2 separate regions of the Mus musculus genome follow, and region 2 is linked to region 1. The links are chromatin loops, found by intact Hi-C in ENCODE. Cell type or tissue: gastrocnemius. All regions are shown on one strand. Links, peaks and the distances in the headings refer to the core of each region. The heading gives the core; the rest is flanking DNA.

What was found. Peaks named below come from ENCODE experiments on the same cell type or tissue, not always from the same donor. Only the 100,000 strongest peaks of a DNase experiment are listed, where the experiment ranks them.
Region 2: it touches region 1 in a loop (4-fold over the local background); 2 of 42 quality-filtered maps call a loop at or near these places.

The regions. Positions count from the first base shown.
Region 1 is chr13:60,676,489-60,692,229 of GRCm38, forward strand. All of the region lies in intron 2 of Dapk1 (death associated protein kinase 1), which reads left to right. Gm35540 (a long non-coding RNA gene) reads left to right here and starts at 9,478. Exons shown (of 2, transcript XR_382548.1): 1 at 9,478-10,050; 2 at 11,240-11,788. In gastrocnemius, for the core only: a CTCF peak has its summit at 6,875; DNase peaks (open chromatin) are centred at 7,669, 8,890 and 10,707; H3K4me3 peaks cover 1,808 bases; H3K27ac peaks cover 4,243 bases.
Region 2 is chr13:60,483,899-60,499,639 of GRCm38, forward strand. A530001N23Rik (a long non-coding RNA gene) reads right to left here. Exons shown (of 6, transcript XR_873556.3): 2 at 4,592-4,669; 3 at 3,302-4,207; 4 at 2,685-2,824; 5 at 1,469-1,641; 6 at 23-1,110. Among named protein-coding and RNA genes, the nearest start is that of A530001N23Rik, 17 kb to the right of the region's middle. In gastrocnemius, for the core only: no CTCF peak of the experiment used is centred there; a DNase peak (open chromatin) is centred at 4,881; H3K4me3 peaks cover 630 bases; H3K27ac peaks cover 1,483 bases.

The DNA of each region.
Region 1 (15,741 bases), core at 3,553-11,552:
GGCTCAGTCAGTGAAGGACCTGAATTATATCACTAGAACCTACATCAAATACCTGGGTATGGCAATGTGTGCTTGTTAGCTCAGCAGTGGGGAGGCAGAGACAGCTAACCCTAACCCTAACCCTAACCCTAACCCTAACCCTAACCCTAACCCTAACCCTAACCTTAACCCTAACCCTAACCCTAACCCTGCGACTTGGTGACCAGCCAGCTTAGCCTACTTGGTGAGTTCTAGGCCATGGAGAGACCCATGTGTGGCAGTTTGAATAAGAATAGCTCCCATAGACTCAGATAGATATGGCCCTGTTGAAGGAAGTGTGACACTGGGGGTAGGCTTTGAGGTTTCAAAAGCCCATGCCAACCCAGTCTCTCTTCCTTGCTCTTGGCCTGTGGGTCAGGGTGTCGTTCTCCGCTATTGCTCCTGCACCCTGAGTGCTGCAGTGTTCCCAACATGCTCCCCACCCACTGTCACGATAATGAACTAAACTTCTGAAACTGCGAGCAAGCCCACAGTTACACATTTTCCTTTGTAAGAGTTGCTTCGGCCCTGCGGTGGTGGCGCACGCCTTTAATCCCAGCACTTGGGAGGCAGAGTCAGAGGCAGAGGCAGAGGCAGGTGGATTTCTGAGTTCGAGGCCAGCCTGGTCTACAGAGCAAGTTCCAGGACATCCAGGGCTACACAGAAACCCTATCTCAAAAAACCAACCAACCAAACAAAACAAAACAAACAAAAAAAGAATTGCTTCGGTCACAGCGCATCTTCACAGCAGTAGAACAAAGACCAAGAAACCATGTTTCAAAAGGAAAAAGAAAATAGTGGATGGTAACTGAAGTTATTCTGTAGCCTGCACACATACGTGCACACACAGAGGCATGCACACTTGCATACGTGTTCACCCACATAAATATGAACAAGCATATACACACAAGAAGTGTGACACGGGGAGAGAGGACACGCTTTCCTGTGCTGTAAAACCTGTGTGTAGAGATAATCCCACCTTTGATTCTCACGACTGCTCCAGGGGTCAGAATACTTGCTTCCTCTTCCTTGACCACCTCAGAAACTTGCTCACACCTGCTTCCACACTGAAGCTGGACACCTATGGATTGCCTTGTAGACTGCTGTGTGTGAACCGTTGTCCTCTCTTTTAGAGCCTTACGCTAGCGTGCAGGAACCAGTGTTGATCTCAACAGGAGTTCATGGAGAAGGTTGTATGGAGACTTGGCCCAGGCCTCCAGGCATACAAATGCTTCTTGCAGTGTGCCTGATATGAGTTGACTTCTATAGGAAAGGTGGCAGAATATATTTATAAAGGAAACCGTCTTAGTGCCATACAGGGCTTGAAAAAGTTAACTCTCTGTCCCCTCCCAGCCCCCCGACACCACATTGGTTTTCTGTTTTGTCATAGTCACTCTTCTGCTTTCATGCCATGCATATAACACATACTTTCATGCAGGCCCTCACCTCCTCCCTACCTCACACATTTAGACTTTACACGTGAGAGAGAGCATAAAATGTTTGACTTTCTGAGCCTGTCTTATTTTGCTTAGCATGATCTCTAGTTTCATTTTCCTGCCCGTGACCCAATTTTCCATTTTTTTAAAAAATATAGCTGAATACAACTCCTCTGTATGTATGCACCCCATTTCTTTCTCCGTTTACCTGTTGATGAGTGTCGAGGCTGGTACTGTGATTTGGCTGCTGTGATGATTGCAGTTGAGAATGTGGCTGCGCGAGTGTCTCTGTGGTATAATGTGGCATGATGACTTATGCATTCCTTGAGAGATGTCCCCAGGACTGACATAGAAGCTTTTTAAAAAAAATTATGCGGTGTTGCTGTGTGTGTGTTTGTGAGTCTGTTTGTGTATATGTGCATGTGTGTGCATGCATGCCTGTGTGCCATGTCAACGTGTGGAGGTCGGAGGAGAACTGGCAGGAATCATCCCGACTTCCGTCCTGTGCATACGGTGGATCAAGCTCAGGTTGCAGGTTTTGCACCAAGTGCCCTTCTCTGCTGCGGCCTCTTGCTGGAATAGTCGTTTTTTAAGGAGCCTCCATCCTGATTTTCAATGTAGCCTCCCAGGCGTACACTCCCACCAGCAATGAATCAGGGTTCCTTTTTGCCCACATCTTCATTAGCATTTGTGGCCACTTGTTTTTGGTGATAGCCGTTCTGACTGGGATGAGATGGAATCTTAATGTCGTTTTCATTTGACAGCCAGGGAAGGGTGTTGAACACATGCTCAAGTCTTTCTCGGACACTGGTATTTATACTTTCGGGAGCGGTCTGTTTAGCTCATTTGCCCATTTGTTGATTGTTTGATCTGTTTTATATTTTAGTTTTTAATTTCTGAGTTTGTTATACTCTAGATGATTGTCCCCTGTCATTTTTATAACTGGTGAAGATTCTCTCCCATCCTGTAAACTGTCTCTTCTGTTCCCTTCGTTGATTTTCATACATTTGAAGGAACGTTATCCTGGGTGCACAGCCTGGCCCTCCCAGACCCTCCCAGTTCCCATCTGGTGATTAGGGTGCTGAATTAGCTGTGGTTTACATCCCTCCTACCTCAGAAGGATCTCGTCTACTTCCCATCTATAAATACTGTGCTGTGTCCCAGTTTTATATTATAGCTATAAAATTAGCTTCAGGCTGTGTTGCTGTACACAACAGCCGCTCCTTGTTTGTAGCCACTGAGTGCTTGTACTGGGCTGTGCTGTGAGTGCTAAGTGTGCAACAGAGGGACGGGGGTGGGGGTGGAGAATGCAGGGCATGACGGTGCATGAGGTTGAGGCAGATGGGTCTCTGTGAGCTTAGCTTACCTAAGCACGACATTAATGAGACCCTGTCTAGAAAAATAAATAAATAAAAATAGAAAGAAATCTCATCGTGTCTAAATGTGTGAGTGATGGTATTTTACTGGAATAAAATGTGTTATTGAAGTTAGTCTGGCCTGTATTCTTTTGCTTTACTGAAGCGGGGACTACAGAATTTTAAACTGCACAGACCGTCTGCGCTTGTGGCTTATTGTGTATTTCTGTCAGGCAGCTCTGTCCTGAAGCCATTGCATTTATAGATGTTTGTCTTAAAACTTAAGTGTGTGTGTGTGTGTGTCCCGGTGACGAAGGCGGCATAGCTGTCCTCCATTTTCCTACAATGATATGGAGACAATATGGTTAGGCAAGTTTTCTAAGTAGATAACTGACACTACTGGGGCGTTGTATAGGTCAGTGTAGATACTGGATTAGCTTCACAGTAAGAGGGATGTTTCAGGGGTTTTGTTGTGTGAGATTTAACTGCATGTGTTTAAGGGAGTCAGAACGTGAATAAGTGCGGATTTCAATTCCATTTTATCCAGATGTCACTGACTGTTTTGAGTCAGTGAGATAGTGGCTGCACATCCTATCATCCATCCATCCATCCACCTCTCTATATATCTGTCTATGCATGAATGTATGTATGTATGTATGTAATCTATCTATTCTAGCTGTCTGTCTATCTATCTATCCATCTACTTATCTCTATATATCCATCTATCAGTGCATGCATGCATCCATCCATGTATGCATATTTATATGTGTATATATCTGTGTGCTGTCTATGTATGTATGTATCAATCCATGTATGCATGTATGTTTGTTTGTATTTATGTATCTGCTTGTCTGCTGTCTCTCTCTCTTTCTCTCTCTCTCTCTCTCTCTCTCTCTCTCTCTCTCTCTCTCTCAGACAAGGCCACTCGAGGCCCAGGATGATCTTGAACGCCACACCCTCCTACCTCCACTACTCTGAAGGGCTAAAATGACCACTGAGCTCTGTGTACACACTGCTGTGGTTGGTGTATACTAGGCAAGCACTCTGCACACTGACCTTCATCCCAGCACTGACGTCCAACATTCTAAATATGATTCCAGTGCCCCTGATACATGGCTTTCTGCTGTCTCTGTGCCTGTTTCCTTTTAATAGTCTAAGGCGGTAATGATGGTGATAAAAAATAATAAAAACTAATAATCCTACCCAATTATTGTTCTCTTTAGTGGCTGGGCCTGTCAATCAGACATCAACACTAAGTTGGGTTTGGGATTCCACGGCCCAAGACTGAACTGCCCACTCTGCCAGCACTAGAGTTTACTGAGGTGAAAGCTGAGGTTCCTGCTTCTGTGTTTCGGGTTTTTCATCCATGGTACAGCTGGAAACGTTCTCCTTTACCGGAAGTACAAAGTTTGGGAGTTCTTGTACTGCTCATAGCTCTGCAAGTCACTACATTCAGCACAGTGGCTTAAACGTGAGCTCCTAAGCAAGAAGGCTTCTCTGACACAGCCTGCAGAATTTCCTAACAAGGATGGAAAGAAAGCTAGGCCCTCCTCTGTCTCCTTGGCTTGGTTAAGTCTTGCTTCTGATGCCTGGTTTTCTAACTTGAGATATTCTCAGCAGAACAGTATTTGGATTTTTCCAGTACATAATAAATGTTGTTCCTGAATGATTACCTCACAGCAGGTGGTTACATCACCATTACCTCACAGCAGGTGGTTACATCACCATTACCTCACAGCAGGTGGTTACATCACCATTACCTCACAGCAGGTGGTTACATCACTATTACCTCACAGCAAGTGATTACATCACCATTACCTCACAGCAGGTGGTTACATCACCATTACCTCACAGCAAGTGATTATATCACCATTACCTCACAGGAGGTGGTTACATCACCATTACCTCACAGGAGGTGGTTACATCACCATTACCTCACAGCAGGTGGTTACATCACCATTACCTCACAGCAGGTGGTTACATCACCATTACCTCACAGCAGGTGGTTACATCACCATTACCTCACAGCAGGTGGTTACATCACCATTACCTCACAGCAGGTGGTTACATCACCATTACCTCACAGCAGGTGGTTACATCACCATTACCTCACAGGAGGTGGTTACATCACCATTACCTCACAGCAGGTGATTACATCACCATTACCTCACAGCAGGTGATTACATCACCATTACCTCACAGCAGATGGTTACATCACCATTACCTCACAGCAGGTGGTTACATCACTATTACCTCACAGCAAGTGATTACATCACCATTACCTCACAGCAGGTGGTTACATCACCATTACCTCACAGCAGGTGGTTACATCACCATTACCTCACAGCAAGTGATTACATCACCATTACCTCACAGCAGGTGGTTACATCACCATTACCCCACAGCAAGTGATTACATCACCATTACCTCACAGCAGGTGGTTACATCACCATTACCTCACAGGAGGTGGTTACATCACCATTACCTCACAGGAGGTGATTACATCACCATTACCTCACAGCAGGTGGTTACATCACCATTACCTCACAGCAGGTGGTTACATCACCATTACCTCACAGCAGGTGATTACATCACCATTACCTCACAGCAGGTGATTACATCACCATTACCTCACAGCAGGTGGTTACATCACCATTACCTCACAGCAGGTGGTTACATCACCATTACCTCACAGCAGGTGGTTACATCACCATTACCTCACAGCAGGTGGTTACATCACCATTACCCCACAGCAAGTGATTACATCACCATTACCTCACAGCAGGTGGTTACATCACCATTACCTCACAGCAGGTGGTTACATCACCATTACCTCACAGCAGGTGTTTGAGAAGTGGAGCCTTTTCTCTGCTCTTTGACAGCAGAGTGCAGCAATAGTAAGGAGGTGAGAACAGCCCCAGGTTGCACCCTACTGTTTTCAAGGTCTTTGTGTAGGTGATGCCAGGACCCCTCCCAACCTTTACAAGGGTCACCACCCTGTGCAGGCCTAGGACATTAGGGCCTTTGGTTTCTAGAAGTGTTATAGCTTTTGCATAGGCCTGGGAAGCTGGGACTTCTGGCGACTGCCAATAGCTGGTATTACAGCTTCCCCGTGGGCTTAGGTATTAGGAGTGCTCAGCTGTTGATAGTGACCAGTGTTACAGCTCCTGGGCACAGCGTCTTGTCCCTCAAAACTTAGTTTTTTGAGACTGTCCCAGTAGCCAGACCCTGCAGTTTCTGTCCACCAGATCTTTACAGATGTTTTTCGTTCCCAGCCTCAGCTGTCTGTGTTCTGCTCCTGCTGTAACTGCTTTAATCAGCTGTCAGTCAGGTACCAACTTCACCGCTGAGCAGCTTGGTCTGCCAGCTGCTCACCTGCTGCTCACCTGCTTCCCTGTCGCCTATACCTCTGCCGATGCCTGCCCTTTTCTCTGTTTAATCAGTTTAGCCAACACTACTCGAGTAGGGAAAAAAAAAAGGACTACTCAGGACCAGTCTTTTATTGGACTTGATGCTGCAACACCAGGGGAGGCAGCCCACTCATCACAGAATCTAGGGAAGGTGCTTGGGCCAATCAAAGCACAGCTCGCATGCAAATGAAGGCTTGTTTTTGCACCAATCACAGCCTTGCCTCTAGTTTTTGTCACAGTTCCCTCTACTGGGATATGGGGGAAGTGTTCCCTCTCAGGTCTAGGTGGAAATGGCTGCAGGTTCATCCAGGCCTGTGTTAGCAAAATGTGTGATATAAACTGAAACGGGCTAGGCTGAGCCCGTGTCTTCTGAAGATGAACAATGAGCTGGGATTGTTGTGCAGTTTTCTTAGACACTGCAGAGAGTTCAGAATGGCTTTTGCTGGCAAAAGAGCAGTCTAGCTGGCTATTATTTGATGCACGGTCATTTTGTTTGTGGTCACGAGGGCAGCAAGGGAGATTGCAACAGCTAACAGCTAGGGCCTCAGATTGACTCATTCGTTTGCAGTAAGAACTTAATGATTTATCACGAATACTTAGAATGATTTTGATAGATTTTGACTGAGGTCAGTTCCTTGCTAAGACTCCAGGGGGAGGAGAGCATCCTTCTCTGCCACAGTTTGTCACGGTGACAGGAAGCAGGCTAACAGGCATCTCGTGTATGCCAATCCCTATTAGGTTGTCCGTTGCTACAAAACCCGAGCCATTTCCATTTGGCCTGTGGTGGCTCCTGTATCTGAACACTTAGTTCTCGGTTGATGACGTTGTTCGGGGAGGTTATGAACTTTTAGGAGGTGAACTCTTGCTGGAGGAAGTACATCCCTGGGTGTGGGCTTGAGACTGCATAGCTCCATCTCTCTGCTGGTTTACCCTTCTGCTTCCTGGTTGCTCTGAAGATGTGGTCTCTCAGCTTCCTGCTCTCTGGAACTGTAAGCCAAAACAAACTCTTTGTAAGTTGCTTTTGGTCATGGTGTTTTATCATGGCAACCAAAAAGGAATTCATACAGGGCCTGATCGTGGTCCTTGGAAGCTGCGGTAGATTCTTTACAGGCCCCGCCACAGTTGGTCACCCCAAGTCTCCCAGATGTCCTATGTCCCAGCGTCACTCTAGGAAGGTCACTGGGCTTGCCCAGCCTCCCCATTTTAGAGGTTGTCACAAACTTAATACACACTCATTGCTTTTGTTTTTCTCTACTGTTTAGCTTAAGATGTTTGTGCTTGTGGACACCCAGTTCCTCAGAGTAGGAATATTGTCAAAGCATCCGGTCTCCTGGCTGCGGAATTTACAGTTACCTCAGGGCTCTCACCATTAGCCTCGTGTGTTTAGGGATCAGATCGCTGGGGTGAGGTCGTCCTCCTGGCAGGCTTCCAGAGAGTTCTGCTTGCAAGGAGCCAGTGCCCAGGCTTTCAGGGAGCTCCGGTTTCTCTTTCAGTGATCTTCTTTCACATTTATCAGAGTGGCTCTCACTTCAGTAACTCCAGCAGGGACTCTGAGTGCCAGGCTTGCCTCGTGTGGCCTGAAGTGACCTGCTCAGCTCCTCCCTGCCTCTTACTGTCCGTCCCACCTGACTCACAGACCTGTAGACATCACAGGAAAGGACCTGGCCAGGAGCTCTGGAAAGGATTTGTACTGGCCATGCAGACAGCCAGTCAGCTCCTGCAGACCTGAGCCTGTGACCCCAGTGCCCAGAGCAGGTCAACAGAGCAGAGGCTTTGCATGTGGGTGCCTGAGTCTGCAGAGTTGCATTGACTCAAACATGGCTGACACACGCTGGCCGTGCGGCTAGTGCTGGCAGCCATGCAAGGCTGGGTGTACTTGAGTGTCTTCAAGTTACCCCTGCCTAGACTCTTTCCCACCCTGCACCTGACCTTTTCAGGGCATGATGAAACTAGTAGTTCTCTGTGGCACTCTCTGTCCCAAGCCCAGCTGTAAGAAGAGCACACAGGCAAACTCTTTCTACCTAAAAGAGAGGGAACAATGAAAATTGACGCCTTTGTTAGATCTGCCCACGGTTTCCAGAATAGAGCAGCATACACAGTAGGGGTTCCCATGATTTCTGTAAGCCATCCTCCCTTGTGTGTTGTGTGTGTATCTGTCCGTCTGTCTGTCCGTCCGTCCCTATGCTTGTGTGCCAGAGGAGGATGTCACATGCCCTGTGCCTTAGTCCCCTGAGACAGGATCACTCTCTGCCCTAGTCCCCTGAGGCAGGATCTATGACTGAATCTGGAACTCACTGTTTTTCCAGTAGGCTAGCTGCCCAGAAAGCCTCTATGAACAACTCCCCCACCAACCTGTTCAAACGCTGGGGTTACAGGCACCTGCAGCCACGCTAATGCTGCCTTTTCTGTGAGTGCTGAGAATCTGAGCTCAGGCCCTCGCGCTTGCACAGTGGTCTCACCGCCAAGCCTTTCCACAGCTCTTCCAGCTGCATCTTAGTCTGCTTTCTGAGCCCAGTGCCTGCAGCTAGCTCTGAGCTGCACAGCGGATGTCCGTCCATCCGTCTGTCCGTCCGACAGAGTTTGGTTTGGCTTCCCCTTCCCTCCAGCTGATGCCTCTCCATCTTGAATCTTGGCTCTAGGAAGAAATCTGGCTGTGTTTCCCTCCTTCTATTGGAATAAGGAGCTTCAGCTGAGCTCCTGGCAGGGTTCCACTCTCTCTCTTCATGCAGCTCTCTTCATGCAGACACATGAACCGTGCTCCCTTCTCTCACTTGTCCCCTGAGAGCACCCTGCTGAGTTCAGAGCAGATTATACCTTCTGGCCTAGTTAACTTTGTCCCAGTAGCTGAAAGGAGATAGAGTCACTGTGATCAAATAATAGGAAGAGCTCAAGGGATTAACATGGTGAAGTCAGAATAGTCAAACAGCCCAGATCCTGGTGGCTGGAATGCTACCTTGAAGCAGGAAGCCCCAGTCTCTGTTCATGTGATGTGGTCATGCCCACTGAATGATGGCGGAATGACGGTGACCTGCAGATGCGATTCCCCCCCCCCCCCACCACCTTTTTGCATTTTATCTTATTTTGATTTGAGATCAACTTTTATTTTTTAAAATGTTTTTATTTATTTACATTCCAAATGTTTACCCCCTTCCGCACCCTCCTCCAAGAGTTCTTCACCCCGTCCCTCCTCCCCTTTGCCTCTGAGAGGGTGCTCCCTCACCCCCCCCCCCCCCCCCGCTACACCCCCCATCCCCCTTCCCTGGGGCGTCAAGTCTCTGCAGGATTAGCTCAGATGCACTTTCTTTCTTTACAGGACATTTTTTGTGTTTTCATAAAACTCGACTTGGTGGTCAGTGTGACTCTAATGTGGAATTTCCTGTATTTGGAGAAAATGTTTGGAGTGTTGCTGCTTATTTGGTCCACTGGAGACCCTGTCTGGATTGTGTTAAGTGACATTTTGCCTCGACCTTTTGTTCCTTCTCTTTCGGCTTTAAGGAAAAACAAACAGATGAGCAGATACGGCTCCAGGCCTGCTTTGTGGGGTGAGGTCCTAGGGTTGATGCTATGCACAGCGAGCGAAGGTCCCACCACAGCTTCCCGCTGCGTACGATCCGTACATCCATTCAGTCTTGGAGCATTTAGAAGTTCTCTTGGCTTGAACTGTCTTGGATATCCCTGAAGGTTGTAAATTGCTGAACTGTCAGGACCTTATCTGAGCCAGTATTGTTTACTTAGGCAGTGAGGACCCAGGGCACAGGAGCCTAGCTTGGAGCAAACTAGCAGTGTAAGCTGGACAGACATGGTGGTGCACACCGGTTGTAAACCTGACAGGTATGGTGGTGACCTGACACACCTGTGGTTCGAGGGCTTGAGGGGTGGGGGCAGGTGGATTGGGAGTGCTGGGTCACCCTGGGCTACATAGTGAGGCCTTATTTGGGGGTGGGGGTGGGGAATTGAATGAAACCAAACCAAATAAGAACAAGAAAACCCAGCAGTGTATCCGTCAGCTCCCCCTTTGGCTAATGTGCTGAAAGGCTACCCAGGACCCACACTTCTCTCTGCCACCAGCCACTTAAACTTCATGGTCTGCCGTTACTCTGAGGGCTCAAGATTCATGGTCCACTGTTCCTCTGAGGGCTTAAGAGTCGGTCCGGTTGGACCTTGTGTCACAAGCTTGATGACAACAGGATCACAAGTTCAAGTCCAACCTGCTTTACATAGAAAGACGCTGTACCATGCCAGAAATATAAAAGGGCTCAGGGGTAATGAGCAAGGGCCCAGCTTCAATCCACAGTGACTACCAACGAACTCCCCCTCAAAACCAAAACCAAACCAGTCTGTGCGACAGCTGGCCGGCATCCAGCACGTTTCTGTCTCTATTCACTTCATCCTAGCCTGTTCTCGGATGCCACCAGAAATATCTAGCACAACGGACTGAACACTCAGTCAGCAGAGAACAGCTGCAGACACTGTGCTATGGTGAGAGCCGGTGTCAGCTGGGACACGGCTCTCATGGACTCGTGGATTTACCTCTCGCCAGGGCAGCCCTTTGGCTGGTTGCCCGAAGGAGGCAATGACCTCCTCTCCCAGGCCAGACATAGCCCAGCACCGCTTTCTAGTGCATGGGAGCCCCAGAAGGAGCTACACTAGTCCTGGTATCTCCCATGCCCACCTTTCTGTCCAGCTCTATCCACGGAGAGGCTTGACCACAAGCACATCTTAGCCTCGGATGCATTTCTGAGTTCAGCCCTAAAGCCCGCAGTGGATGTAGTACAGACTCACTTCCAGAAAGCTTATAGTGTCACTGGGAGAAAGGACCCAGCAACTTCCAGAATGCTGGACTTAAATGCTCCAAGTCTAAAAACATAACTTGGAGGGTTTTGTTTTGAGGGATAACAACAGCCTCAAACAGAGGAAGTGCCACATGTTACCTCCTGTTGCCTGGGACAAGGGCCAGGTTCTAACCCTGCACACAGCAGCTATCAGGATGGCTTATCAGTTTCCCCTAAACTTTCTCCAGGCCTTCTTATGAACTCTAGACTTGTTCTACCAGAGGGATCTGGAAACTTCCTTATGTTTCCATGGAAGACGAGGGGCAGGCGATCAGGAGTCCAGGCCCTGTATGGGCTACATGAGAGGTCGTCTCCAGAAACCAGCAATGGAACAGCAGTTCTGAGGAAGATGCCTTGGCCGCCCACCAGCTTCTTTGATTCCACCCCGGAGGCCCAGGATGTTCTGGATGCTCTGCAGTGTGATCCTGTCCTTAGGATGCGGATGCTCTCAGGAACCTACATCTGCCCTACTCCCCTCCACCCACGGTGTTGTTTGCATGCCTCCCCACCCCAGGGCCACTCTGTTTTCCACGTTGCTCCTGACCTTGGCCTTCTTGGGGTTCCCTGGGTAACAGGATGCTGTTTATCCACTTGGGAAGCTGTGTCTCCCTGTGTCATGGCAACCTGAGCTGCTGCTTGCTCCTAAGGAAACCCATGCTTGCTCTCCAGGTCGTTTTCCTGAGTCCCAGAACAGTTCACATAGATTTTCCTGTACAATAAGAATTTTATGACTTTAACGCTTTTCATTTTGCTGATGTGTAGCCTGACTGCTTTTCACTGTAGCTTCTTAATGGGGAGGCAGAGAGTGGCTCCCAGTGTGGACTTTGTCAAGGTATTTGGAGGGAATGGGTACCACCCGGGGCCGGCGTTAATGAGTTCCCACGCAGGCCGCCCACACATTCGTTGCGGGTGTGCTGTAAAATCAAAGGTAAAAGCAGTATTCTCTCCTAGTCACCGTTCTGAATCTGTACCCCCTGTACAGGCCGACAGCATGTTCTTGGGGAGCGGTGGAGAAGTGCGACATTGTTAGACCTGGGTTGGGCACCGTCATGTCTTGTCACAGTGTGCCTTTTCTATGCTTAGTATGTCATCTCTTTTCACATTTCCTTCTCCTTTCCCACTTTACCCTTTTCCCCCCACATTCTTTCCTTCTCCCTTTCCCATTCCTCCACCCCTACCTCTCTACATCACAAGGAAGCTCTTCCTGCCCAGGCACACCCACAGCCCACGAGACACTTTTCTGGTAGTGGAACCTCTCTTACCTTTCGTTCCCGTGAGCAGAGTTGTCCGCATGTGGCTATATTTGAACATTAGAGCTGTTGGTGCTGTTCATTTTCAGTGTTGGGTGAGTGACGTAGATCCTATCATACACAGCCTCCTTGTCTCTCACAGGCAGATGTGCCTTATGTACCTGGAGCTGAACTCTGCTTCGGCAGCCGGCAGTTTCAAATGCACACCACGCATCCGTCGCTCACTATGGTTTTTGTCTTCTTCCTGATCCTAGAATGCTTGCATAGGCACAGTGAGGAATCCCCGGGTGGGACCCCCATAGGAGACATGGAATTCATTTGTTTCACATCCACCCCACACATGTGACCAGAAGATACTTTATGCAACATTGTTAATTTTCAGCATGAAACAAAGTTTTGTAGTGTGGAGTTTGCCATAGGAAGTGCTCAAAGATTTTGGATTGTGGATAGTTTGATGTTTGATTAGGGATGCCCAGCCTGTAGACTGTTTTTTCAATAGTTATACAAAGGCCGGTCACTTTTTGTTGGGGAGCTCCTTGGAGTATCTCCAAATTCTGGTTTTAATTAACTAATGCATTTTCAGAGAGAGAGAGGGGGGAGAGGGAAAGGGAAAGAGAGGGAGGGGGGAGAGAGGGAGAGGCATGACCTTAACTTTGTGTAGTTATCCACAAAGCCTTCAGAGTGCATCTTTCTCTCAGAGATTTTCCCTGGAAAGTCTGTCCCCCAGTGGGGTGTCAGCCTGGTGCGGTACATAGACATTACTGCAGCCACTGAGCTTGGGACTAGGATCGATGTGACATTCCTGCAGCTTTACCCACATGTGATAGATAAGCAATTTATAAAATGTTCCCGAGTGCTGTTTTTCTCATTGGTGGAAGGGATGACAGTCCTAGAGCGTTGTGGCTGTCCCTAAGGGGAGCTATGTCATGGTCCTTGCAGGGTTATGGGGACAATAATGATCAGGGTCGTGGCCAAATGCCATGTAGTAATAAGCTGGACAGGGAACCTTGATGGCAGTTATTTCTTATAAGCTAAGATTTTTCTCTTTTTAATAATATTTGTGGTTTAAAAAATATTGTTTTGTGTCTCTGTGTATATATGTGTATATATTTGTGTGTATACGTGTGTGTGTGTACGTATGTTTGTGTGTGCATGTACACACACAGCATGTGTATGAGTGTGTGCATATGTTTGTATGTATGGGTCAGGCATTGCCTTGAGTAGCTGTTGAACTTTATTATTTGAGGCAGGGTCTCTCCATGAACCTGGAACACACTGACTGGCTAAGCTGGATGGCCAGCAGGATCTGGGGATTTTCCTGTTTCCAGCCTTTAGTGCCAGGATTGGTGGCCACCTTGTTTAACTTTTTGTTTTAACACAGGGGCCAGGGATATGAAACCAGGTCCTCATGCCAGCACAGCGAGCGCTGGGGACCAACCTAGAGTCCTGCACTTGTTAGACAGGCGCTCTGTGGATGAGTCACATCAGCTGCCCTTCATCCCTGGTACTCTTTTAAAGTGTGGATATATCTCAGTACTACGTGTCTGTCCACCGGAGAGTTCATGTCCATTACTTGAATTAACTGAAATCGATCAATGACTGGTTATTGATTGAAATTAGTTAATCGGTTAATCAATTGAGAGGTTTTGTGTTAAATGCATTGGTTGTCCATCTCCAATTCTGTAGTACATTCCATTTTCAGGGAAATTTGTGCCTATTAATTAGTGGCAGGTGCTGGGCTGTCCCAGGAAATGAAGCTCTAGGTTCTTATGAGCCTGTTCACAGCATTTCTGCAAGTGTGCTGCATAAGCCTTTTTAAGTGCATTTCCATTTATAGGTCCTCATCTAATGCGTAGTGTCGCTTTACTGACATGGAACGCACAGTAACAGCTCCTTTCTCCGAGTGATGCTTTAACGGGTATGCCTGTTTTCTCTGTGAGGCCCATTAATCTTCTCAGCTTAATAAACAGCGCAGGAGGACATCTAAAATGGTGAAACGCCACAGAAAGCGGAAAAAAAATACAATGATGCCTCGTTCTCCAACAAACTAGACCAAAACCTGATGCAGAGTAGAGGACAGAGGGGTCAGTGTAAGAGCTCAGCTAAGAAAGAGGGAACCATATGTCACTTTGAAGTCCTCAGCTAGGATGTGCTTCCTAGCAACTCAACATTTTCTCTCTCTCTCTTTCTCTTTCTGTGTGTGTGCACGCCACACACACACACACACACACACACACACATGCTCACATCAAAGTGTTGCAAGGTGGCTGGAGAGATGGCTCAGCAACTGGGAACATTTTTTTTTTTGCTCTTGTAGGAGATCCAGATTTGGTTCCTGGCATACACATGGTGATTCAGAACTGTCTGTTCCAGGGATCTGATGCCTTCTTCTGGTCTCCATGGGTACCTCATGCATGAGGTGCACATGGCAGGCAAACACTCATGCACACAAAGTAAAATAAGTATGCCTTTTGTTAAACAGTGCCACAAGTATTGACGGGAACTTATGAGTAACAGTTAGCAGGAGACTTCACAGGACGGACTCCACACCGCTGTCTCATGAAAACTCAGGATGCCGTGTCCAGACTGTTCCCAAGCACAGAAGCCACACTTCATGCTAAGCTTTTGCTGGGCTAGCAGCAATCGCTAGTGCCCTTCCAGTTCTTGGTTTAATCTCCAAATTGGATCATGTTGTTATGCTGGGACCCTCGAATTAGAAGTATTTTCATAAGTCCCTTTTTACCTTTGATGTTGGTAGTTGGGCTGCTAGGGAAGAATTATCTTCAAAGTCCAAATTTGGGGTAGAAAGCAGGTGCCAGGAGAACCACGGTTGAGAGCTGGTTGCCAAGGAAGTAAAGGACCCTAGCAGCCATCAGCCAGTGACCCATTGGGCATTAAGCCTCTGCTACAGTTGCCTGTGATGAGCTGGGATGTGATGTCTAAATGGGAATGCCCTATAGGCTCGGGCCTTTGACCTCTTCTTTCCCTAATGGCGGAGCTGTCAGGAGGCTTAGGAGGTACAGCCCTTGCTGGAGGAAGTATGTCACCAGGCCAGGGCTCCGATGCTCGTAGATTCATTCTACTTCCAGTTTGCTCTCCCAGCTTTGTGCTCCAGCTGCCATGCCTTACCACCAAGTAGCTTTTGGTGATGGTATCTCATCACAGCAACCATAAGGTAACTAAGGTGGAAAGCTCCTTGTTTCCGGAGTCCATCTTTTAGTGAGGAAATGCTCCGGAGGAGATGACAGTGGGCCAGTGGGTATGGCCCAGAGCACCCAGCTGCCAGCACTGTGTGCAACCTGTGGCCCTCAGCTCTCAGAGCTGCAGTCTGTGGTTTTCTATCATAGCAGCAACATACCATGAGCAGGGACAGTGAGAAAGGGTGGAGCGATGATGTCAGGAAGGGTGGAGCCAGCAGCCACATTCAGCAATACAGCCTC
Region 2 (15,741 bases), core at 4,542-12,541, 190 kb before region 1:
CTAAACCCATCTGGTCCTGGGCTTTTTTTTTTTTGGTTGGAAGACTTAATGACTGTTTCTATTATGAAATAATTTTAAAAGACTAAAGGAGATGTAAAATTTTTGTAGCATTATAACAGTCCTGTGGCATTCTTAACACCAGAGAAAAAGAAAAACCTCAAAAATGACCCAAGACTTCCAGTCTAAGAGCTGGCAGTGGTCAGAGCTAATTGGGTGGAGAGGTGAGTTTGTGTAGTGTCAGGGGCCACATGTACTCTCCTGGCAACCAAGGGGCAAATGAAAACAGGGATGCAGATGAAGAGGAATCTAGGACTTGGGTGCTTCTGAACTCCCCAAGTACAGATGCACAGGACCATGGCTACACCAAGCACTCTGAGAAGATCCCAAGCAAGGGACAGATGTGAGAGGACAGTTGTCCCTCTTTTTACAAGGAGTTAGTTGTGAGACCTGGGGGGATAAAACTGGAGGCTGCACCCAAGCTTTTCCTGTCCTGAGCCCTGCAAGCCAGTTCTGGGCAGCTTAGAACACCTCACATGGTGTGAATGTGAATCATGCAGGTGTGAGACACAATGACATGGTTTAGGAAGGCGGTTGGGTTGGTATGGTACCTGACGTGAAAGCATGAGAGTCTGAGTTCAGATTGCGGCACCAATGTCAGGGCCAGGCACAAGTCTGCGGCACAGTGCTGGTGTGGAACCACACGGGTAGGACAGGAAGGGTCCTGAAGCTCAGTGGCCAGCCAAACTTCGCAAACAGACGAGCTCCAGATTCCCTGAGACACCTTGTCTCAGAAAGTAAGGTGGGAATCATGGAGGGAGGCACCTCACATCTACCCCTGGCCTCCACCCTTATGCATCCACACATGTGCACACAAGTATCAAACCACACACACATGACTTCCCAGGGTGGCAAAAACCTGTGTGTTTGCAGCACAGATAGCTATGCCTTTCACACCATGCTTGGCTGAATCTGTGAATGCAGAACTCATGGAGAGGGAGCCAGCTGTCAGAGCAGGTATGATGGCTGCAGCAGGAGCAGCCAAGGCCGTGCAGACTGCCGAGGAGGGCAAGGTCTGCTCAGGGCATGGCTGGTCTGCAGGGCATGTTTGGCCTGTTGAGGGCATGTCTGGTCTGCTCAGGGCATGGCTGACTATTGCCAGCCTTTTAGCTTTAAGCCACTTGTCTTCGCTCAGGTTCTCATCTTTGGGCCGACCTTTTATTCTCTGCTCACTCCATAACCCCTTTTAGATTTCTCACAGCTACCTGTTGTCTGCATCCCACTCAGAATGCCTTCTTCCTTACCCCCTCTGTCCCTGAGCCCAAACTGGAGCAGGCCCTGTCCATTCCTTCTAATCTGGGTAGTCCTAATGGAGTAGCTTGTGAGCAGACACAGGGCTAGTGCTGTTTCTAGTAACAGACACCTACCCTTCCCGGTAGAGGGAAGGGGAAACTTGCACAGATTTACTTACATGCTGCTTCTGGGTGAATGGGGTGCTCAGGAATACTCTTCTGTCCGCTGCATTCAAAGTAGTCATTTGCTCAGAGTGGCTTGTTTTAAGTGGCACGTATTGCTGCTGTGTGGCATCAATGCCGTTTAATTGTGTGCTGCATTGTGACTGAAGAGGTATTGTGCAGGGTGATGCTATGAGGAAATCATGGAAACCCTTAGATGTGTGGGTTAGGGGAGATCCTCCGGCCCCCCAGAGTTATGCTCTCTGGAAGTAGTTCCTGAGTAAAGGACTGTAACTTGAGTTTAGCCCCAGCCCAGCCCTCTCTGCTTCTGGTCTGGTCACTTGATGGTTGTAGCCAGAGTGCCCACCCACCATGAGGTGAATCGGCCCAAGGAAAGTCACAAATCCCTGTCCTCCAAACTACTCGGTAAGTGTACGTTTTCTCCTTCAACCTTAGCAGCCTCATGCGTTCCACGGCAATGACAACACGCTAACTAACACTCTTCTGTGTGCTGTGGAAGGTATCCTGTCTGCAGCCTTGGCCAGCCCAGAGAAAACAGAACTGAGAAGGGTCTGGTGACCTGTTCCCAGCAGCATCAGCAGCCTGTCCTCTCAGAACAGGGGTGTAGTCCTCTCAGAACAGGGGTGTAGGCAGACACTATGCTGCTTCTCTGTGCTTTGGATCCTGGGGGGTGGGTGGAGGGGTCTCAGTTTTGGGTTTTTTGTTTTTTTTTTTTTAACAAGAGAAGCTCTGAGTTCCGTTCTAGAAAGTCACCAGCTTGGCTGTCATTCTTGGGTTGTGTGTTTGGCCAATAACTTAGGCTACACTTGGCCAGCACAGCTCAACCTTTCCTGGAATCTTGTCTTTATCTAGAAGCCAGCAGGACTCCTGGCAGGCATGCAGTATGCATTGGACAAGGCAGATGAAATTGCCTAAGTTTGTCAACAATCCAAGGCTTGCATGGTTGGGGACAGAGGGAGCTGCTGGCTCAGCAGGATGGGTGAACAAGAGTAGGGAAACCTTCCTCACTGCAAGCCTGAGCCCCAGGAGGGCTGAGATGAACTAGACCTGACAAGCACTCAGGTCATGTCTGGACTTGCACAGATGGAATTTTAAGCACATAAAACACTGGAGCGCTGGTGCCAGGAAGCTAGCTTTCATAGCAGAGTTCCATGGGTCCCGCAGCAAAAACAGGAACCCATGAGCCCCGTGCCTCAGCAAAACAATGCCTACCTGTTTCGGCAGCCAGGAAGATGAGGCTCCTTAGAAAACAGCTATGGGGAATGCCAGGGCGGGAGGGCAGGAGTGGGTGGGTGGGGGAGCACCCTAATAGAGGTGGGGAGGGTAGAATAGGGGGTTTCCGAAGGGGAGACCTGGAAAGGGGAAAACATTTGAAATGTAAATAAAGTAAATATCCAATCCACGCCCCCCCCCAAAAAAAAACAGCTATGGAAGCTTTGTGCTGGACAGGAGCATGAAAATAGGAACAGGGACTGACAGGCTGTGTGTGTGTGTGTGTGTGTGTGTGTGTGTGTGTGTGTGTGTGTGTGTACAGGAACCTATACCTATGTGGATACTATAAAGAACACCGGTGTCTTCCTCAGTCATCCTTTCCTATATGCATATAGTATATATTTTTAATTATGTGAAGAAAGGGACAGCCGTATGTGCACACAAGTGCAATGCCTAAAGAGTCCAGAAGAGGACACCAGCGTCCCCTGGAGCTGGAGTTACAGGAGGTTGTGGGCTGACATTTGGTGCTGAGAACTGAAGCAGGATCAACGCTCTTAAATGCTGAGTCCTGGACCTTACTTTCTTAGGCAGAGTTTCTCACTGAACCTGTAACTCACCAGTTTAGCTTTCTGGTTAGCCATTGAGCCCGGGGAAGCCCAGCCTTGCTGGTCCTGCCAGGTCTTGCCAGGTCCTGGTTTGTGCTCTGCCAAATTTTAACTGCGTACAAGAGAGGATTTTTCACTATATTTGTTATACTTGCAAAAACATGAATGCTTTGGGGGATCCCTCTGTCTTCCCTGCTGCTAGCTCTTACCTTCCTGTGGTGGAGACTAGAGATTTCTCTGCGCATTCCTCAGCATTGGCTACAGAAGGGAAGGGAAGAGGCCGAGGGTAACAGGGACCATTGAAGAACCATTTCAGTTAATACTTACGTGATGCTTTGAAAATGTTTCAGAAAGAGTCTAAAAGGCTGCTTGAAGAATCCCAAGTCAATGATCATGCCAGTGTGTGTGATGGTTCATGTTGGTTGTGTCCTGAACAGAATCTACAACCGACAGAGAGCCGGGCCTGTGATCGTGCCTGTCGGGGATAACCTTGACTACATTAACTGAGATAGAAAGACTTGCCCACTGTGGGCAGCGTTATTCCCTGGCTGGGACCCTGGACTGTTCATCCCTCTCTACCTCCTGATTGTAGAGATGATGTTACCGGCTGCTTCAAAATCTGCCTGAGTTTCTCTCGTAATAGACCAGCACAAACCTGTCGGAACTGCTTAACAGGGACAGCAAAGGAAACTGAAACACAGGCCAGTGAGAAGACTCTTCATGTGCTCCGTCTCAGCACAATAGAACCTTCCAGAAGGCCGCTGTGCCAACTGGCTAGCATCCGGAAGGTGCTTCACGTGTAGTCTTCTGTGTCAGGGATGGTTTGACAAGGGAGTACCACTCACCTTGATGTCCTGTCGTGAAGAAGTGGCTCCGTGTGGGGAGGCTGTCAATTGTACCTGGCCTAGGCCACAGACCCTACAATATGACAAAGAGTGAATTACAACTAGTTTATAAAAGAAACCAGACTGGAAAACTCTCCCCACCCAGGCTGCCAGATAGCAGAGCACATGCTAAAACTAGAGTGCACTGTGCTAACGAGCCACAAGCTGGGGATGCTGGGATATAAAAGTCCCAAGCATTTCTATAGTGCTTGTCTTGGAACTGCTGATGTTTCTCCCTGCTTTGGCCCGCTTCCCTCTTTGGACAGAATCTACTAGCAACAGAGAGCTAGGCTCTCTCCTCCCCTTAGTAAGCTTCTGCTTCTACCACTATTCATGTGTTTCTGTCCAGGTCTTTGTCCCTGGGAACACAGGAACCCTGAATCACAGTGAGTTCCCAGGGACTCGGGTTCCCACTCACACAGACAGCGGTGCAGCCAGGCTCCTTCTTCCCTCAGCCAGACGCCACTGACTCTCTTCCTCTTCGCATTAGGAGTTACTATTTTGAAGAAAATCAAACTTATGCTTGTTGGCCAAGTGCCCAGCCTACGCTAACCTTGAATCCATAGGTTGACCCTACTTTAACCCTGGTTAAGTTGCTTCAACTCTGTCTTCCCCTCCAAATATGGTTGCTAAGGTCTGCTCTGTGGACTCAATCCAAGCAGTAAATACAGCGCTGGCTCCTCTCCCCCACGCAGATGGGAGAGGACGCATGGGTTGCTCTGTCAGACCAATGACTCTTAAATTAACCACTCGACAACTGCTGCCCTACTTTAAGTGGAACGCTGCCATCCACCCACACCGTCAACCCTCTGAGGGCAAGCTCAAACCATAGCAAAAGCTCATGAACCAAGAAACGGTGCCTAGTTCCTTTCCCAAAGCTAAGAAAAGGAAAAGAAAAGAAAGAAAGGAAGAAATTACAGGCTTTCTTCCCCCTCCCGCACTTCACAGACTGCACAATGCAGCTCCTCTCCCTCCCTGCTCTTCCAGCTGGGCCCCTGCCTCTGCCCAGGTCTTTGTTTGAGATGTTTCTCATTTTCCCCAAATTGTACCATGTGATACAGTGGGAGAGCAAGAGTGCGGTCCTTTACATCATATTAAATGCCCAGAACAATCTAGAAGACTTAAATTACATGAAAAAGGGATGACCCCAAAAATGCCTAGCCCTGCTTCTACGGAAGGATTTAGGTAGGGACTTCCCTCCAGGGTCTGTCTCATCCTGCAGCACACTGCAGACCAAGGGAGGCTGCGTACAGACTGTGCAGACACCCGGGGGACGGGGGACGGGGCCTCCGGGCACTGGAGGATTTGGTTATACAGAAGCGATTTGTCAGCACCCAAAGCCATCTTTCAGTATCTACCACAAGAGATTCCCCCTAAAGCTATTACACCATTGCCTGGTTATAGATACTAACTTTCTTCCTGGTATTTGGGTAGCCCACATCCCTGAGGGGAGGCGTAGCACCTCACCAACTTCGCATCCTTTATCCCTGCACAGGGCCTGGTGCACTGTGAGCATGCCAACACACTGCACCTTCTCACAATGTTCGCCTGAGGGTGGAGGGGCTGAGCATGGCTGACAGAGAGGATCTCCCACCAGGGAGACTGGGCTTCCTCCTGCCTTAATACTGCATCTTGGTTCTCAACTTCAACTGCTTTGTGTTCCCAAGATGGAATCCTGTTTGAGCACCACCCATCAGTGAGCCCCAGGAACTGCCTGTCCCCATCTTCCAGGCACTCTTTCCACTGCTCCAGATATTTTCAAATGGGTTCTGAGAATTGAACTCAACCTGCTCTCCAAACATTTCCAAATTCCTTCTGTAAACCAGTTTCGAAAGGCTTCTTCATTGTGGCTATCGAAGGCATAAATGTCTCCACACCCGTTTCCTGTGTCAGGTGTGGCTCGTAGCTGGAGCTATAGACATTGTCAGCTACCATATGGGAACTGGTCATGGAAACCCAGGTCCTCCACAAGAACAGTGACTGTTTGTAGTCACTGAACCCTCTCTCCAGTCCTCACATATACAGCATTCTTCAGGGCAAGAGACAATGACCTTGGAGGTAGCTAGAGGTCAGTACACACACTGGGCTTTCTTGGGTTCAACCATCACCCTGGTTTTACCTTCCAAATAGATGACTCCTAGAGACTTCCCGTATCACCACCTGAAGCTTTGCGTAGCCCTCATGGCTGAGATGGGGGCAACACCCCAGTAAGACCAGAAGGTAGAAGCGAACTGCTCATGAGTGTTACGGTCTGATGGGAATGGTGTGGTTTGGACCAGTTAACACCTTCCCTCCTATTTTGTTTCTGCCTTCTAATCAGGAGTTGTCTACGTGAAGCCACGTCTGCCACTATAAGCCAAAAACATGTAACTCATCTTATTTCATGAGTTCGTAACTAGAAAAAAAAATTTTTTTTTTTTTTTTGCCATAGGAATGAATTGTGCCTAGAGTCGCACCCACATCTGATTTAGGTGAAATGCAGAATTTCAAACTTTAAAGTTTCCAAATGGTCAGGCGTTGACACGGGAATTAACTAGGACTTTTGAAAATTGTTGGAATAGATGGAGTGTCTTTGGCTTTCAAGCACATGAATTCGGTGGTGAGGAGGATGGAATATCAGAGACTAAATAAATATCCCCTACTCCTTGTAATTTGTGTGTCAGAGACTCAGCTCCCAATAGGATGGCATAGGAAGGGGTATATTTAAAGGAACCCGAAATCCCCCATTATGGCATATGTGTTTCAATGAAAATTATTCTCATTTGTCTCTGTGACCAGTGCTTAACTGAGCAACTAAATGGGAGAGAGGAATTGGCTCAATGTTTAAAAGACTATCACTCCACTGTGGCAGCAAAGCTCTGGCAGGTAGGCTGTCTCCATCCCTGGCAGCAGGGGCTTGTGCTGCGGCTAATTGCATTCTGGTAGCTCGATCGGGAAGCAGAGAGTGAGAAGGCCGTATCTTTAAGGCCTGACCCCAGTAACCTACTCCTGCCACTGGACCATAATCCCTAAGACTCTACAGCTAAAACCCACCAGCCGGCAATGGAGGGTTCAGACACATGCGCCTGTGGGAGTCTTCATGAGAAGAAGGAATAAGGCAAGGGCACTTCCTTCAGCATGCAAGGACACGATGGAAAGGGGGCCACATGTAAGCAGCATAGAAGCTCCCACTGCCGAGCTAGATCCTTAAGCAGCTTGATTGTGAACGAAGACTAATAAATATCTGTTACTATTCCACTTATTTTATGGTGTTCATTCGTTATGCTCACCTGGGATGAACACAGCTATAGACAGTAACACACAGAAAAATCTCTATCGGAGTGGCTGTAAACCGCCTAAGCAATGTTCTTCCCATTTCAATGGGTTCTACATCTCCCTGAACAGCTTCCTGACTCCTAGCCCAGTGATGTGTGTCTGTGTGCATGCTATAACCCATGCATTGATTGTGAGATTCAAACTAGCAAAACTTCAAGAGGCAACTCTATTTATATTTTCAAAATGGATTTAAAAAAAAATAGGTTAAGGCTTAAGAGCACTTTCTCTTTTGGGGAATTGGAGGGGAAAAAATCTATCTTTACTTTGAAAAGTCCAATACAAAGAAAGTTGCATAGGGGGAGTCAGGGCATCTGCTCCTGTTGAATGACGCATCAGTAAGCTCTCAGTGTCAGTTTGTTTAAATAACTAAGAACTAACTGAAAAGAAAATGAATATTCTGGATTTAGTGGGGTTTGTGAAAAGTTGGGAACAAAGTTGAGTCAGCCCACAGCCACTTCTTGGTCTCCATCGATCTGCTGATCCACAAAGTTGCTGGACAGTCACGTGTGTCTTTCTCATTTCCTCAAGGCAGAAGTCACAGTGTGACAGGTCAAACCACTTTCCCTGTGCACGGCCAGGGAAAGAGACGCATATCCATTTTCTTCAAGAATTTCTAAGAAAGTTCAAAATTGTTGTAGCAAATGCCTGTCCTTCTCCCAGTTTCCACAGGAAAAGTCACCAGCGCTAAATCGACGAGACTTGTGTCACTTCGAGTTTCAAGCTCCAGGACTCTTACCTAACAATGTATGACACCTGTCAGCTCACCAGACAAACAGTCCGAGTGACGGACGGCACAGACGTGGCAGGGGAGAGCCTGTGCAGGAGGGAGGAGGATGTGTGCAGGGAGGAAAGAGAACTCTGTGCTTCGTAAGCAAGCGGGCTATGTGAGAGAGACAACCACAGAAGTATCTAGAACTGTCTCACACCCATTAAATACTCAACTTCCTTTAAAATGCTCAGTGAGGATTGTCGGGATGGCCAAGTCCTGATGCTTTGCAAGAGCAACGAATGCTCTTAACCATCGAGCCATCTCTTCAGCCTCTACGACTGTCATGATCTATTGATGGATTGTTCCTTTTGAAAACATGTATTGGCTTTTCTTATCTCCTCTGACTAATTTTAGCCTAAAGTTTCCGATGTCTGTTCAAGCAGTGCCTTGTTTTTAAGCTTCTGCTTTTTTTGATACATTGACTCTGTCCTTTCTGTCTGTGAATGTCGTTTGACAAAGGTGAGGTGTGCTTCCTGGAGACATCAAATAGATGGATGTGTCTTATAATTCTGTCACTTAGTCTGTGCCTTTAATTCGAGAGTTGGGACAACTTACATCTAGGGTTATTTAGGGAGATTTGTGGATCCCTAAAATGTTGTTGGTAGTTTTTACAGTTGGGAGTTGTTCCTTCCTTCCTTTTGTTCATAATAACGATTTGCTGACGTGCTGTGTGAGACATGGTGGGCTCTTTTCTAATACTGTATTTCTCATCTCTCTCATATGCTTTCTTTTTTAAATGATTTCTTTATTTTTTTGTATTTGAGTATACTAGAGCTGTCTTCAGACACTCCAGAAGAGGGCATTGGATCCCATTACAGAGGGTTGTGAGCCACCATGTGGTTGCTGGGAATTGAACTCAGGACCTCAAGAAGAGCAGTTAGTACTCTTAACCACAGAGCCATCTCTCCAGCCCCTCTGGTACGCTTTCCTGACTGAATTACCATGGCTTCTGGTACCTGCTCCCATTTCTGCACACACTGCCCTTCACTACCTCATCTGCTTCTTACAAGCTCCAGTTTTTAAAATGTTTCGTCCAATTGCCACAATATTTCAATTAGAAAGAAGTACCCATCCTTGTCTCCCACCCCGTCATAGCCTAAACTCGGGCACCTCCATCTCCACTGGGTCTCAGAAGCCTTCTAATCCAAATGTGTTCTTAACTCCTGCAATTCAAATGCAAACAGTGAATAACCAATAAATATCGAGTCCAAGACAAGCTGGCAAAGGCTCTGGAGGTTCCGTTCCCTCTAACTTTATGAAGGAGGTGACTCTAACTCAGGGGCCTTGTTTTCTCCACACGCTCAGCCTATTTTCTTTGTAAAGAAAAAATAAGTAAAATGAATGGAATTAAACAGCAATGATTTTGTCATTGTTCAATTCCCTAATCTTTTTAAATTTTTATTTTAATAACAATAGAAAGGGTTAGAACTTACACTTTACTTGAATTCAAAACACACAAACCAGTACTTCCCAGAGCGAAGAATACCTTCAGTTATCTCTTGTCTTAATGCTTAGAACATTTTGTTAGCAATGCCTCCCATTCTCTCCAGACCAAGTAAGGAGCCAGCCTCCAGGGGGATGGGGGTTTCACTGTTAGCTCCAATGCTTGCCTCTACCCGCTCCATCGCTCTGTCCCCACAGCTATTCCTGCTGCTCAATAAACAGCAGCAGAAAAACAAGCTCCCCTTTTGTCGACTTCTACAAAAATCAATAAGAAAGCAATCTGAACGAGGTATGATTTTAATCAGTCCTGCCTCAGGCATTAGTGTGCTGGTAACACCGGGGTCAGAGAGACAGAATCTGCTCAGGACACACTCGCCTTGAGCTTGTGCTCTTGGGACACACAATTAAACAGCTAGGAGAACCAAAATAAGGTCAAGGGTGTGTCCTCCACAGGGAGGCATGGACCTGTAAACTCAGCAGTGTGTGAGACGGGTTGGGCTCAGAGCTTGCTCAGTCTGGGCAAGAGGTACCCAAAGCATAAGTTAACTCACTGTGTCAAGTGTTTGAAATTTACCCAGATGTGGAAGAGTAGGGAAAGCCAGGCTTGGCCCTGGTGACACAGACAATTGACCTTTGAGTCACTTTGGATAAACCAGGTGCACAAAAGTAGCTTTTTTCTCTCTTTTTTTTTATTACGTATTTTCTTCAATTACATTTCCAATGCTATCCCAAAAGTCCCCCACCCCCCCCCACTCCCCTACCCACCCATTCCCATTTTTTGGCCCTGGCATTCCCCTGTACTGGGGCATATAACGTTTGCCTGACCAATGGGCCTCTCTTTCCAGTGATGGCCGACTAGGTCATCTTTTGATACATATGCAGCTAGAGTCAAGAGCTCTGGGGTACTGGTTAGTTCATAATGTTGTTCCTCCGATAGGGTTGCAGATCTCTTTAGCTCCTTGGATACTTTCTCTAGCTCCTCCATTGGGGGTCCTGTGATCCATCCAATAGTTGACTGTGAGCATCCACTTCTGTGTTTGCTAGGCCCCGGCCTAGTCTCACAAGGGACAGCTATATCACGGTCCTTGCAACAAAGGCTTGCTAGTGTATACAATGGTGTCATCGCTTGGAGGCTAATTATGGGATGGATCCCTGGATATGGCAGTCTCTAGATGGACCATCCTTTTGTCTCAGCTCCAAACTTTGTCTCTGTAACTCCTTCCATGGGTGATTGTTTCCAATTCTAAGAATGAGCAAAGTGTCCACACTTTGGTCTTCGTTCTTCTTCAGTTTCATGTTTTACATACACCCTTCTCAATAGTCACAAATAATATAAAATATCTTGGCCGTGACTCTAACTAAGAAAGTGAAAGATCTGTATGATAAAAACTTCAAGTCCCTGAAGAAAAAAATTAAAGAAGATCTCAGAAGATGGAAAGATTTCCCATGCTCATGGATTGGCAGGATCAACATTGTAAAAATGGCTATCTTGCCAAAAGCAATCTACAGATTCAATGCAATCCCCATCAAAATTCCAACTCAATTCTTCAACGAATTAGAAAGAGCAATCTGCAAATTCATCTGGAATAACAAAAAACCTAGGATAGCAAAAGCTCTTCTCAAGGATAAAAGAACCTCTGGTGGAATCACCATGCCTGACCTAAAGCTTTACTACAGAGAAATTGTGATAAAAACTGCATGGTACTGGTATAGTGACAGACAAATAGACCAATGGAATAGAATTGAAGACCCAGAAATGAACCCACACACCTATGGTCACTTGATCTTCGACAAGGGAGCTAAAACCATCCAGTGGAAAAAAGACAGCATTTTCAACAAATGGTGGTGGCACAACTGGTTGTTATCATGTAGAAGAATATGAATCGACCTATCCCTCTCTCCTTGTACTAAGGTCAAATCTAAGTGGATCAAGGAACTTCACATAAAACCAGAGACACTGAAACTTATAGAGGAGAAAGTGGGGAAAAGTCTCGAAGATATGGGCACAGGGAAAAAATTCCTGAATAGAACAGCAATGGCTTGTGCTTTAAGATCTAGGATTGACAAATGGGACCTCATGAAACTGCAAAGCTTCTGCAAGGCAAAAGACACCGTCAATAAAACAAAAAGACCACCAACAGATTGGGAAAGGATCTTTACCTATCTTAAATCAGATAGGGGACTAATATCCAATATAAAGAACTCAAGAGGGTGGACTCCAGAAAATCAAATAGCCCCCTTAAAAGACGGGGCTCAGAGCTGAACAAAGAATTCTCACCCGAGGAATACCGAAAGGCTGAGAAACACCTGAAAAAATGTTCAACATCCTTAATCATCAGAGAAATGCAAATCAAAACAACCCTGAGATTCCATCTCACACCAGTCAGAATGGCTAAGATCAAAAATTCAGGTGACAGCAGATGCTGGCGAGGATGTGGAGAAAGAGGAACACTCCTCCATTGTTGGTGGGATTGCAAGCTTGTACAACCACTCTGGAAATCAGTCTGGCGGTTCCTCAGAAAATTGAACATAGTACTACCGGAGGATCCCGCAATACCTCTCCTGGGCATATATCCAGAAGATGTCCCAACCGGTAAGAAGGACACATGCTCCACTATGTTCATAGCAGCCTTATTTATAATAGCCAGAAGCTGGAAAGAACCCAGATGTCCCTCAACAGAGGAATGGATACAAAAAATGTGGTACATTTACACAATGGAGTACTACTCAGCTATTAAAAAGAATGAATTTACGAAATTCCTAGGCAAATGGCTGGACCTGGAGGGCATCATCCTGAGTGAGGTAACCCAATCACAAAAGAACTCAAATGAAATGTACTCACTGATAAGTGGATATTAACCCAGACACTTAGTATAGCGAGATATAAGGTACAATATGTAAAACATATGAAACTGAAGAAGAACGAAGACCAAAGTGTGGACACTTTGCTCATTCTTAGAATTGGAAACAATCACCCATGGAAGGAGTTACAGAGACAAAGTTTGGAGCTGAGACAAAAGGATGGTCCATCTAGAGACTGCCATATCCAGGGATCCATCCCATAATTAGCCTCCAAGCGATGACACCATTGTATACACTAGCAAGCCTTTGTTGCAAGGACCGTGATATAGCTGTCCCTTGTGAGACTAGGCCGGGGCCTAGCAAACACAGAAGTGGATGCTCACAGTCAACTATTGGATGGATCACAGGACCCCCAATGGAGGAGCTAGAGAAAGTATCCAAGGAGCTAAAGAGATCTGCAACCCTATCGGAGGAACAACATTATGAACTAACCAGTACCCCAGAGCTCTTGACTCTAGCTGCATATGTATCAAAAGATGACCTAGTCGGCCATCACTGGAAAGAGAGGCCCATTGGTCAGGCAAACGTTATATGCCCCAGTACAGGGGAATGCCAGGGCCAAAAAATGGGAATGGGTGGGTAGGGGAGTGGAGGGGGGAACTTTTGGGATAGCATTGGAAATGTAATTGAAGAAAATACGTAATAAAAAAAAAAAAGAAAAAGAAAGTAGCTGGTTTCCAAAGCAAGGTTGTCACAAGGGACTGGGCTGGTTCATAGTTCACTTTGCCAGCTCTTGCCAGGCCCTCAGCACTTGAGGAGGGGCACAGGTAGAAACATCAGAGCATCTCCCACCTGGGTGTATTCCTGCAATGCAGTCGTCTGTTCTTTCATTTATTTACTTACTTATTCTATTTATTTAGTGGGGTGTTTAGGACAACTTTTGGGAGCTGGTTCTTTCCGTCCGCTGCGGGATTTGGGGGTCCTATTCAAGAGTCATCAAGCGCTGTCACAAGCTCACTCATCTGCTGAACCATCTTGTAGCCTCCTCATCTGTTCTTAATCTTAGGCAAAGGGTACAAAGTAACAAATCATCCACAGGAAGAAAGCCAGCTTGCACAGTCCAACGGGGTACAGAAAGTCACCCGCAAGTGACAGAAAGGACTGCGGTGGGCCAGATCGGTGGCACAGATCGCTCTTCACATTCTAGAATGTTCCTCGTGTGTTTTATGAGCACCTCCCCCAGAGAAAGAGCCTCCGTAACCGAGCTCTGGTGTTTTCAGAAATTTTACATTTTCACTTCACCCATTGCTCTCCGGGGATGTGGGCAAGGACAGATGTAGTTAATAAACAACGTGCCCGAGAGAGAGCCAGTGCTGGATAAAGTATAACTCTGGTGACCTACAAACAGCACACACTGGCCCGAGGTGGCCCTAATGAAAGCAGGGAGAGTAAAAGGAGGTCATGACCCCAGATTTGTCTGGCATCCAGGCCACGGAGTGCATTCCTCAGAGACAAGCCCAGCCGAGCGGTCTGCATTCTACCCCGGGCCCCATAAATGCAGAGAGGAAGATCCGAAGTCAGATGTGAACAATGGGCCTGCCTTGAGTCGTTAGCCTCCGCTGGGAAATGACTGGAAAAGATTTCAGAATGAAGAAGCTCACTCTGGAAGGGACACGGAGAGCTTCGGTTTGAGCCGGGGGTGTTCTATGAAGGAGGGAATCGCAAGTCCATCTCCGGAACAGAAATCACATGATCCTCGAGAGGGGACTATGAGGAAAACTGCAGCCAGTGAGATGGGACAGGAGCATGCAGCGGGAACCTGGAGGCAGGAGCTGATGCAGAGACTGTGGAGGAGTTCTGCTTACTGGCTTACTCTCCATGACTTGCTCAGCCTGCTTTTTGGATACAGCCCAGGCCCACCCTCCCAGCCCTTCTGCATCTGATAGCAAATAGAAAAGCTACCTCATGAACTAATCTGATTGTGGTAATTCCTGAACTGATGTCTCTGCCTAGGTGACTGACTCCACTTTGTATCTAGCTGACAAAACTAACCACCAGCACAGCATGTAACACAGTATCTGACTTTGAAGATCAGAAGGGTTGGGTCAGGAAGCCATAATAGATCCACCTGAATATCAAGCTGGGCAGCTCTTGGCCATACTCCCTGAGGACTCTTCATCCTATTACAGAGATTCTTGCTCAGTTGTGTTCACTGCTGCTCTGCTCATAATAGAAGTTGGAAATGCCCATCAAATGGCTATGAAAATATGGTAATTTACACAATAAAATATTATTCAGCTAGTAAGAAAAATCAAATTATGAAATTTTCAAGTAAATGGAGAGAGCTAGAAAAATCATCCTGAGTGGAGTAACCCAAACCTGGAAAGACAATGTATGTCTTCTCTTAAATGTAGATGTTAGCTTTTAAGCTGTTGATGTGTGATATGTGTGTTTCGATCAAGTAAACACAGAGGTTGGGTAGCTAATAGTGGGCTGCGGAGGGAGAGAGGAGGATCTTCCAAGATAGGAGAAATAGATTATGTTGTTATGAAGAGATAAAGGCAAAACTAGAATGGGAAGATTAACATGGAAGGAAATGGGAGGAAAGGGTCGAGGAGGAGATATGGGGAGGATCAATGTCTTAGTTAGGGTTCCATTGCTGTGAAGAGACACCATGACCGTAGCAACTCTTCTAAAGGACAACATTTAATTGGGGCTGGCTTCTGGTTTCAGAGGCTCAGTCCAGAATCATCACGGTGGGAAACATGGCAGTGTGCAAGAAGACATGGTGCTGGAGAAGGAGCTGAGAGTTTTACATCTTGATCTGAAGAAAGTCAGAAGGAATGTCTATCATCTACACTGGGCTGAGCCTGAGTGTAGGAGGAGGCCTCAAAGCTCACCCTCACAGTGAGTGACACACTTACTCCAGCAAGTCCACACCTACTCCAACAAAGCCACACCTCCTAAAAGTGCCACTCCCTATGGGCCAAGCATTCAAACACATGGGTCATTGGGGGCCATTCCTATTCAAACCACCATAGACAACTACACTAAAGGCCATTGGAAAATGGAAAATGGGGGTATCTCTGACAGTAGTAGATATGGAAATCTACTATTGTAGAACCTTCCTAAAATATATACATATATGAAAGGAACCTGAATGGAGTCACCAAATAGGATGGGAGAATTGCCTGACCTAGACATCTTATGCCACAAAATAAAACCTTCTCCCATGTCGA